Regions from separate parts of the Homo sapiens genome. Here region 1 is linked to region 2. A link is a loop called in an ENCODE intact Hi-C map of the cell type or tissue named here. Cell type or tissue: thyroid gland. All regions are shown on one strand. Each heading gives the region's core, and the rest is flanking DNA. Links, peaks and the distances in the headings are about the cores only. Region 1 overlaps MACROD2 (mono-ADP ribosylhydrolase 2). Region 2 overlaps MACROD2 (mono-ADP ribosylhydrolase 2).

The links. Peaks named below come from ENCODE experiments on the same cell type or tissue, not always from the same donor. Only the 100,000 strongest peaks of a DNase experiment are listed, where the experiment ranks them.
Region 1: it touches region 2 in a loop (2.0-fold over the local background); 2 of 110 quality-filtered maps call a loop at or near these places.

Annotation. Positions count from the first base shown.
Region 1 is chr20:15,001,735-15,007,127 of GRCh38, forward strand. All of the region lies in intron 5 of MACROD2 (mono-ADP ribosylhydrolase 2), which reads left to right. Among named protein-coding and RNA genes, the nearest start is that of MACROD2-AS1, 75 kb to the left of the region's middle. In thyroid gland, for the core only: no CTCF peak of the experiment used is centred there; no DNase peak of the experiment used is centred there; H3K27ac peaks cover 614 bases.
Region 2 is chr20:15,082,028-15,087,420 of GRCh38, forward strand. All of the region lies in intron 5 of MACROD2 (mono-ADP ribosylhydrolase 2), which reads left to right. Among named protein-coding and RNA genes, the nearest start is that of MACROD2-AS1, 160 kb to the left of the region's middle. In thyroid gland, for the core only: no CTCF peak of the experiment used is centred there; no DNase peak of the experiment used is centred there.

The sequences.
Region 1 (5,393 bases), core at 291-5,290, 80 kb before region 2:
TTTTGGGAACTGGTGCTATTTGGTTACATGAGTAAGTTCTTTAGTGGTGATTGGTGAGATTTTGGTGCACCCATCACCCAAGCAGTATACACTCAACACAATTTGTAGTGTTTTATCCCTCACTCCCTCTCATCCTTTCCCCCAAGTCCCCACTGTCCATTGTATCATTCTTATGCCTTTGCATCCTCATAGCTTAGCGCGTGTGCATGCCCACACACACACACACACACACACACACATATACACACACACACTACAATTCCTTTATCCACTAGTTGATTGATTGGCATTCGGGCTGGTTTCATATTTTTGCAATTGTGAATTGTGCTGCTATAAACATGCATGCACAACTATCTTTTTCATATAATGACTTCTTGTCCTCTGGGTAAATACCCAGTAGTGGGATTACTGGATCAAATGGTAGATCTACTTTTAGTTCTTTAAGGAATCTCTGTACTGTTTGCCGTAGTGGTTGTAATAGTTTACATTCCCACCAGCAGTGTAGACATGTTCCTTTTTCACCATATCCACACAAACATCTAGTATTTTTTTGTTTTTTTTGGCTATGGCCATTCTTTTAGGAGTAGGGTGGTATCACATTGTGGCTTTGATTTGCATTTCCCTGATCATTCATGATGTTGAGCATTTTTCATATCTTTTTTGGCCATTTGTATCTTCTTTTGAGAATTGTCTATTCATGTCCTTAGCCCACTTTTCGATGGGATTGTTTGTTTTTTTCTTGTAGAACATGTTCCCTTATTGATTGGTTTTCACATTCTTATGATCAATGACGATATCATTATCACCAAGAATTTGCTTAATACTTGGTGCCTACCCAGCCTGATATTAAACACAGGGTGGGGAAAAAGTTAGTTTTAATGTAGGTGCAGACTCAAATTCCTATGGGGACCGGTGAGGTAACCTAAATGAGCAAAATGGTCAGGGTGTAAGAAAAAAGCCAAGAAACCGCCATGATAAATGGAACTGTATTTGCCTCAGTGCCCTGAAGACAATTGGGAGTAGTGTTAAACCGGAAACTTCTGAATCAGACACGCTCCACTCTACTTCCAGCTGATTGTAGCCATACAGGAATTTGGGCCCACTATTGTCAAATCTTGATTTTTCAAGAGAAACATGGAATATCTCTCTTTTAAAAAATATGAAATTTTTCCATTTTGGAACCAATCCAATTAGAAAGTAACAAACACACATTTTACAGCATGTGTCTGTACAGTGTGTGTTACTTCCTAATTGGATTAATTTTGTTACTTTCTAATTTGATTGGTTTTGCTAACAGTAATTTTCTATTACTGTTGAGAGTTCTTACTTGCCATCAATCTAAACCTCTCTGTCCAGAACCCACCATTATTATTGAGATCATAGGTACAGAGGATTTCATAATTAACAGCATTTATCAGACCATTCATGTCTTCCATATGGGCCAAACAAAATGCTTCTAAGGGCTGTTTTTGGCATAATCCTATGAACCTCAGCTTTCCAATGTAGTCAGGGGAAATAAGACACACAATTTATGTAAAAAGGATATGAAACAACAGTAAGTGCTGCATGCATTCCTCTTTTTATTCATTCAAACAATAGCATTTATTAAGGGCCTTCTAGCTTCCTTGCCCTGTGTGAGTTACTAGGGTTACAAAAATGAACAAAATTATTTTGTATTGTCAAGCAGCCCGGTCTGGGAAAAGAAACATATCATTAGATTTGTTATTAAACAGATCATAAGAGTCTAATAATAATTGGGACAATTAGTATGGTAGAATTTCAAAGTATAGAGACTTTTGAAACTGTCTTTGCATAAATTATATCATTGAGAAAAATTATATCCAACAGTAAGCTGAGCTAACCCACTCCCTATCTTGCCTTTCCCTTAATTATTCCTGGGCTTTTGGGCCAAGCTAACTTTGGAAGACATTTGGGCTATAGTTTAAATGATAATAGGCCTTGCCCCCAAACTCAAACACTTTTATAAAGCTAATGTAAGGCTACAGGCTGGAGAGAGGAGGGAAGCCTGAGGCCTGCTAAGGTATAGACATAAATGATTGTCAGCCACTATTCCAGAGGTTATAAAACATGCAACTTCCCCAGTTACTCCTGTAATAACTTCACTATTGTAGAACCTAAGATTGGCCTTTTGAGATATCTTTTCAGGTTTTTTTGCATGTCTGACACCTGTGGTTCCATCTGGACCTGCCAATCTGACCCCTGTGGCCCCACCCAGAAGGTGTTCAGCATGTAGATGGACAGCTTTGACCTCCTGCGAGTTCATCTCCACCCCAACAAATCAGCAGCAAGCACCCATTACCTGGCCAACACCACCCCTTCCCTCAAACTGCCTTAAAAAAGGCCTAACCGGGGAGCTTTGGACAAGAATGGTTTGAGTACTAACTCTCTCCCATGTGGTGTGGCTGTCCTCATGTCTATTAAACTCTTTCAACTACCATGCCAAGGTCTTTCTTTATGCAGCAGGCAGTTACACTTCGCTGACATTTTTCTTAAGGTCATGGGAAATAATTAGCTTCTCTTTAAATTGTATAAATATATCCCCTCTATCTGGACTACACTTTAGTCAGGTTGACAGAAGCAGAAACAAGTCATAAAAGTACCTTACAGTCAACTTCTAAAGGAAGTACTGTCATAGAAGTGTGAGATTTCCTAGGAGCTGTTGTTATTAACCAATAGTTTTAACACCCTTTTAAAGCATATCATCAATTATACTAAGTACACAGGGCTATTTATTTTAAATGGGTGTACTACCAGATAGCTATCTATTTATCAATATGCACACAAACACATACATTCATTTACATAGTATTTTATTTCTTTTGCCACTAAAGACATTCTTACTTTAGCTACAAGTTAAATAACAGCAACGGCCACTTTTTTTTTTCTCACCTGCAAACTGTGGTGCAGATGGAAAGAAGGCACTTAAGTGAATAAGCTGTTTTTAATTCTAGAACTCTTTGGTTGTGATAAAAATGGAAACTATGTGCTCTAGAAAAGCTGAGTAAATTCAAACTGTTTACTGTTAAATGCAACTTATTTGTCAATTTAGGCAGTAAAGGTCTGAACACTCAAATTCTGTGAATGTCCTTATAAGCATTCACTTTGATGTGTAAAACTTTGTAGACTTGAAGGAGGGAGTGTTTGATTTCCATATACTTCCAAATATTCCCTTCAGGCAGTTTCCTCCAAAGTTGGAATATTGTGGCGAGTAAGGAGGAAGTTAAGGATTGCTCTCTGAAAGTTATTTTGTCTTTCTAGGTGGAACAACAATGTATTCATTAGTGATAACAATCTAGATATGAATGATGTAATGAAGTATCGGTTGAACTAATGAGATGGGAAGCTACAATAACCTATTGACTATTTTGCTAAATAATATCGCCACCTTCAAACATAAAAACAATTGTTGAAAAAGCTTCTGTCAAAAATAAACCCTTCAATATTTTATGACAGGTATTATTGACAGAATAGAAGAGACTGGAATTTCCTATCACTGTGGTTGGCTTTAAAGAATACAACTTTTAACACATTTTTCATCTCTGTAATAATACAGTAATGATTAAATTCCCCTTAAAAAGCCCAAGGCATCTATTTGTTTCATGGAAACTTCCAAGTGTCCTCTGTACAGACTTGTTCAAGTGGGAGTTCATAAGTGCAAGAACAGTAAACTTCAGCTTATCTAACATGGCCAAGGAATGGTATGTTCTACTTAATCAAATATTCTTGTTGTTGGAGAGCTGTTTCACATACCACGCATTTTAATTTTCAAAGAGTAACCTTTGGTTAGCATTAAAGCTGCACTCACATAGCCTATAGTTTGCTTTGATGCAGTAATAGAAGCTCATCTCCTTTATCCCCCACAAGGTAGTTCTTCTATCTTTAGGTGCTTTCCAGGATTTGGCCAGAATTTACCCATGGACCCCTCCTATTGTAGTTCTCAAATTGCGAATTCTGAGATTCACTGAGAGTCATCCAAGCTCTCAGTGGATCTCAGAATTTTTGCTCTGCCTCAAACCAGCCTACCAAACGTTTATTCTTTATGTGTGACTGGTTGGCTGCTTGTGGAACCAGTTTGAGCTTCAGTCTTTTAGTTGATAACTGTGTAAACATACTAACTATCCTTGAATAATAGTTGATTGAAAGAGCCGATTTTGCCTCTTATGATTTAATTAAAATAAAGGATTTGGAATCATATAATGATATAAACTTTTGTAATATATAAGGACTCTACCTGACATATCGTCTCTAGCCTAAATGCTTTATTATAAACACAATAGTTGCATTCTTGAGTGACTGTTGTATTCTGTGCACTATACTAGGTGCTTTACAGAAGTTATCTCCAGGACTCATTAAAAAGACACAAAGAATGCATTTTATATATATATATGTGTGTGTGTGTGTGTGTGTGTGTGTGTGTGTGTGTGTGTACGTTGGAATATTATGCAACCTTAAAAAGAGGGAAATCCTGGAGGATATTATGCTAAGTGAAATAAGCCAGACAAAGAAAAATAGATCCATGACCTCACTTTAATGTGGAATTTTAAAAAGCTGAATTCATAGAAACAGACAATAGAAAGGTGGTTATGGGGTTGGGGCAGGGGAACGGGGAGATGTTGGTCAAAGGGTACAAACTTGTAATTATAAAATGAGTAGGTTCTGGAGACCTAATTTATAGCATGGTGACTATAGTTAATACATTATATACTTAAAATTTGCTAAGCGAGTATAACAAGTATTCCCACCACAAAAAAAGGTAACTATCTGAGGTGATGCATATGTTAATTAGCTTGATTGTGGTAATCATTTCACAATGTATATGTATATCAAAACTTCGTGCTGTATACCTTGCATATATATATTTTTTATTTATCAGTTATATCTACAAGCTGAAAAAAATACACACAAATAAACAAAGCAAAACAAAACTGTAAGATAAATTTAATAGAAGCTTTGGAAATTACTGCCCTATGAGATCATCAGCAGAGGAGCGGGTCTTCCATTCTTCCTGTACAATGTCTGCTGTTGGGTCACTGCACACTGCTCTCGGGCTGGCTGCCTACTCTTTAGAAAGTCTGGGTACTTCACTCCCACCAACTGAGAAGTGTGCTTATTAAGATCCAGTTTGCTCTCAAACCTGTTTATGTCAACTGACATTGAATAATTTCAACATAAGGTGAACAAAAAGAGTGTTTTTTTAAAAATGAACATAAAGTCTAAGGCTTTGCAAAATTTTGATAAAAGCCAATTGCTTTAAAAAAAATACTGTCAAAGTAGGTTTGGGTGAGACCCCTGTAGAGGACTGGGGGAAACCATAAAAACCCAGGAGAGGCCGGGCGCAGTGGCTCACTTCTGTAATCCCAGCACTTTGGGAG
Region 2 (5,393 bases), core at 132-5,131:
GCCAGGCTACTGGTACCACATGTACACTCAGCTTCTTGGCAATGACAGAATGAGATCTCTGCATGTTGTACCTCATTCCAGCTCTCTTTCCTCATTGTGAGAATTAAGGACCACCCAGCCAGAGTGGGAGGTTATCTGCTACAAGTCCTTACTAATTTATCAGACAAACCAATTCAAGGTATCAGAATTCATGGAGAAGAGGAGAGGACAGATTTCTGACTAAACCGTGTGTCTGAATCTCCCCCTCAATAAAGGGAAGCCATTGGAGATCATTAAGAAACAAACAAAAACTTTTATATGGTCAGATTGTGTTTTAGCAAGCTTATTGGCGGTAGTTTGGAGGCTGTGTCATAGAGGAAAAAGATAATATAGAATGGATTGTGGCCATTGGTAATTCTCCTAACTCAATAACTTCTTAGTCTCGTATTCTTGAAGTCATGGAGAAATCCTTGAGTCAGTGAAATGTTCCTTTATCACAATGTCACACTGCAAGAGGTTTTTTTTTTTTTTTTTTTTTTTCCTAAGCTGAAGATAGAACTGTTTTGGAAATCATAGAAACATATTTGCAACATGCAAGATGTTATTTCTGCATTGATCATTTTAATTCAAGAAATTAGTTTGGGAATTAGACTTCAATAGTCTTGTGATTCACCCTTTTGAAATTAATGAAGATTTACAATTTTGAGTTCCTCTTTGCTAGCATTTTCCCCTTTGAATAGCAATGCTTTGTTCATAATTGTGACATTTCTTTTCTGTTCGCATTCTCTCACTGAGAATTCTCTTTGATAGGGTGGATTTTCTGCAATAGAAATAACATTTTTGTGCAACTAAAAAAAAGCCAAATGCCAAAGGGTAAAAAATAAGTTTTTGTGGTTATAAGATTGTTAAATGTAGATGTAAAATTATGTTATTTCTGATGTCCCATCCAATTGTGGCATAAGCCTGAAGTTTCGTTCACCCTGAGATCTCTTATTATCAGCCTTTTCTGGGGTGAGGTCTAGCTCACACAGAATCCCCAGTGTAAGGGCTGTGATGTTATTTTAAACATTTCATTAATTTAAAACTGTCATTTAACAATGGCCTCTAGTTCTACCAATGGACTTCCTTGTGGGTTTCTGACAAAGGTCGTGGTCTGTGGTCCCTCTCCACACCTAATTGTGATGACCTTCTGAGAATAATGACTGCTGCTTCACATCTACCTTCCCAGCTTTGTGAATCTCTGGGGTTGGCCAGCTGTCACTTAGAATCATACAAGGAAAGGGATTCTGCAAGATGTAGGCCCAGCTTAACCAAGCAGACACACACCCTATTTTCTTCTTTCACTAAAACCAATCATTCCCTATTTTATTCTTTAAACAAAGGACTACTCGACAATGCTATTAATTTTCAGCATAATTAATTACGCCTAAAAGTAAATTATACTCTTCCTTTAGGGGTTGCTTATTTGTCACAACTTGCCCCTGGCAAGTCTGCATCTTGTCAACTAGCAGTTTGTACTCTTGTCTTCTTTTTCTCTTGCCTTTAAATAGGAACTATAATCAGTTTATTTTCCCTCCACATCAACAATAATTTTTTTTTTTTACTTAATTTTCTTAGAAAATTCTAGGCTGGCATGTAAAATGTAATGGTTGGTATTAGAGCAAAGCATGTAGCACAATGAAACGCCATCTTTAATAAAGGCATATGTGCCTTTATTAAAGGTTTCTCCAAGGTTTCTGTTACAGGAAATCATACATCATGGGTGGCTAGAGGAGAGGCATCACTGTCTATGGGAGTCATTGGAGCAGAAACAGATTTATTTCATATTCTTCCTTTGACTATTCAAACATAGACCACCAGATTTATGAAATCCTATGTTCTGTATCTCTGTATCTTCCTTTCCCCTGATGTCATTTATTTGAACCACAGCACAAAATGAGATTGAGTAGGCAAAGGCCATTAAATTCAATGTCATTATAGGAGGTGCAAGGGGAAGCTTGGATTCTTATGAGCACATTCTCCACAAGTAGAAACCTTAAGAAGCAACACTAGGTTTTTTTTTTTTGTTTTTTTTTTTTAATGAAGTTTTGCTCTTTTTGCCCATCCTGGAGTGCAGTGGCGCGATCTGGACTCACTGCAACCTCTGCCTCCCGGGTTCAAGTGATTCTCCTGCCTCAGCTTCCCAAGTAGCTGGAATTAACAGGTGTGCATCACCATTCCCGGCTAAATTTTTGTATTTTTAATAGAGATGGGGTTTCACCATATTGGCCATGCTGGTCTCGAAGTCCTGACCTCATGTGATCTGCCCACCTCAGCATCCCAAAGTGCTGGGATTACAGACGTGAGCCACCACACCCGGCCAACTAGTTTTTCTTACCATCTCTCTTGCTTTTCCTCTTCACCATGAGATCACCATAGCCATGTGGAGCAGAGTCTTGGCTGACCCATGGCCACCAACATACAACATGAGTGAGAAAGAAGTCAAGGCTATTTTTATTTTGTAAGCCACTGAAATGTGGAGTCTGTTATCACAGTAAAAGCTAATTAATATGGAAGTTAGAAATAAATTGCACCAAACTGCTAACAGTGACTCTTTCTGTCATGTTGAGGAGATTAGAGGTTACTATGATTTTTCTTACTTTGTTTGTATTTTCCCTGTTACTGTATTATGAATAATTTTAGATGTGGAAAAAAGTTATTTTTTTCTTTTAAGCATACATTCAGTTCTTCCTTGGCAACAGACATTTGAAATGTAATTAAATTTGGACTATTCTTGAACAAAGGTGTTTGCCATACTCAGGGCAAACTTGTAATGCTGCATTAAAACATATATGTCCTTCAAATTGACCTACAGATTCAATGCAATACTTTTCAAAATCCTGCTGGCTTTGGAGAAATTAATAAGCTAATCCTAAAATTCATATGGAAACTCAGGGGACCTAGAATAGCTTAAAACAATCTTGAGAAAGAAGAACAAAGTTGTAGGACTCACACTTCCTGATCTCAAAGTTACAGTAATCAAGATACTGTGGTACTAATATAGAATCAAAATATAAATCAATAGAATATAACTGAGACTCCCTGAGTAAATCCTCACATAATGGTCCATTGTTTTTCAACAAGAATGCCAAAACAATTCAGTAGAGGAAAGAATGCTGCTAGAATGACTGGGTATCCTCAAGGAAAAGAATGAAGTTGGACCCTCTATCTCACATCATATATAAAAATTAACACAAAATGAATTCAAGACCTAAATGTAAGAGCCAAAACTGTAAAACTGGATTAGAAGAGAATTTAGGGATGCATTTTCATGACCTTGGTTTAAGGCAATAGTTTCTTGGATATGAAACAACAAGCACAAGCAAGAAAAGAAAAAACATAGATAAATTGAACTTCATCAAAATTAAAAACTTTTGTGCTTCAAAGGACACAAGAAAATGAAGAGCTGGCCCACAGAAGGAGAGAAAATATTTGAAAATGATATGTATGATAAGGGTCTCATACCTAGCATACATAAAGAACTTTTACAAGTCAATAATAGAAAGACAAAGAGCTCAGTTTAATCATGAGGGGGACATGGATGGTAGGATGTAAGTATATACAAGGGGAAACTGACATGTCTTTAGGAAGTTAGATATCTATTAAAAGGACTAGCATAATACTTGTATATCCCTTGTTTGGAAATGTGATATTCTTATTGATTCCTTTGGTCTACACTGATCACCACTTTTCAATATATTAGAATATTGCAAAAATCACACCACTAACATGATTCAAAACAAACTCCTATGTATTGAGTCGATAATATATTCAAAGCATTATATTGGACCTTGCAGAATTTAAAGATGAATAACACACACACACACAACACACACACACACACACACACACACACACACACACACAGATTTTTTCTTGAAGTAATGTTTAGTTCACAGAATCCATTCCTCAGGCCACCCATATCAACACTGCTTGAAACTTAACAAGTACATTCTCAGGACCCACCCACCCACCAACCAGATCTACTGAATTAGAACCTCGCTCTGGTGAGGTGGGGTTGAGGGAGTCCCAGCAATACACGTCCCACATCTTGTTAAGTCCTCCAGGTGATTCTGATGCATGTTAACATCTGAGAACCACTGGGTTAAGAGATGAAGAATTAAAAAAATTATTCAAGCTCATATACTACAAGACAGAATACAGTAAATGGCCTAAAATAGGTACAAAGTATTGCATTTCGTGGCTAACTTGCAAATTGTAACTAGTTTAAAAAATGATTTGTTATTGAATACACACTATGTATGTTATCTTTTGCTAAGTTTTATGAAAAGCATTTTGTTTTGAATAAAATTTCTTCCCATCTCTAGAATAGAGCCGTGATTATGAACTAAGTAGGGAAGAAGGAGGAATATCAGAATCAACTAAGGGTCTTTATCAGATTACCTGAGTCTCCCTCTACTCTGGCCCCAATCCCCTGTTGAAAACCACAGTTCTAGATGGTCACAATGGAGAATCTTAAATATTCAGAATGTTACTTTGATCAGATTATTTTTGGATACCAGCTAATCCAGTGATCATCATTTTGATTCTTTATTTTACCTACCCTTTAGTCTGTTCACTAACATTTGATTGCTGCTCTGAGTCTTTAATTTAAAACAAACACATGAAGTATCTTGTAGGGCTTATGGAAGAGGTGAAATCAGAGTGAAGTGACAGTCAAGTTTTCCTTCTAACTGTGACACACACTAGTATAACGTTGTACAGGCCACTTAACATTTCTGATGAGGCTTAATTTCATTATCTCTAATATTAGTTCAAGATCCCCCGCTTACTTTACAGGATATTGAGAGGACTAAAGGAGATAATATTTGTGAGGTTATATAGCACATATTAGGCCCTTTAAGATTAGCAATGATGGTCCTTCCATATTTTTCTAGAGATGTCCTTCTCCTGAATTCCTGACCTATCAGTGGATATCCATGATGTAGAAAATACTTCCAAAACATTTTTACTCTTTGATACCATAATTGTAGGGAAAATCTATTTAATTATCTATACCAATACCTATCATCTATTTATGTATCTTTATTATCTCTCTTATTTATCTTTCTATTTCTCTATCAATTATCTATCAGTTAAATGGAAGCAGACACTTTTATATTGAGAATGTATAGCTATCGGGACTCTATTCAATTAACAGAATTAAATTGATATTGACAGGCTTAAAGACAATTCAAATAACTAAGGAAATATTGACAAAAAAGAATGACTAAGGAGAGGGAAAAATTTGCCTTACCAAATATTAAAACTTCTTTCAAAGCTACTATAATCTAAATACCATGGTATTAGCACACTAGTACACACATCAGTGGAACAAAATACAGAATTCAGGCATAGACCCAAGTTTGCATGGA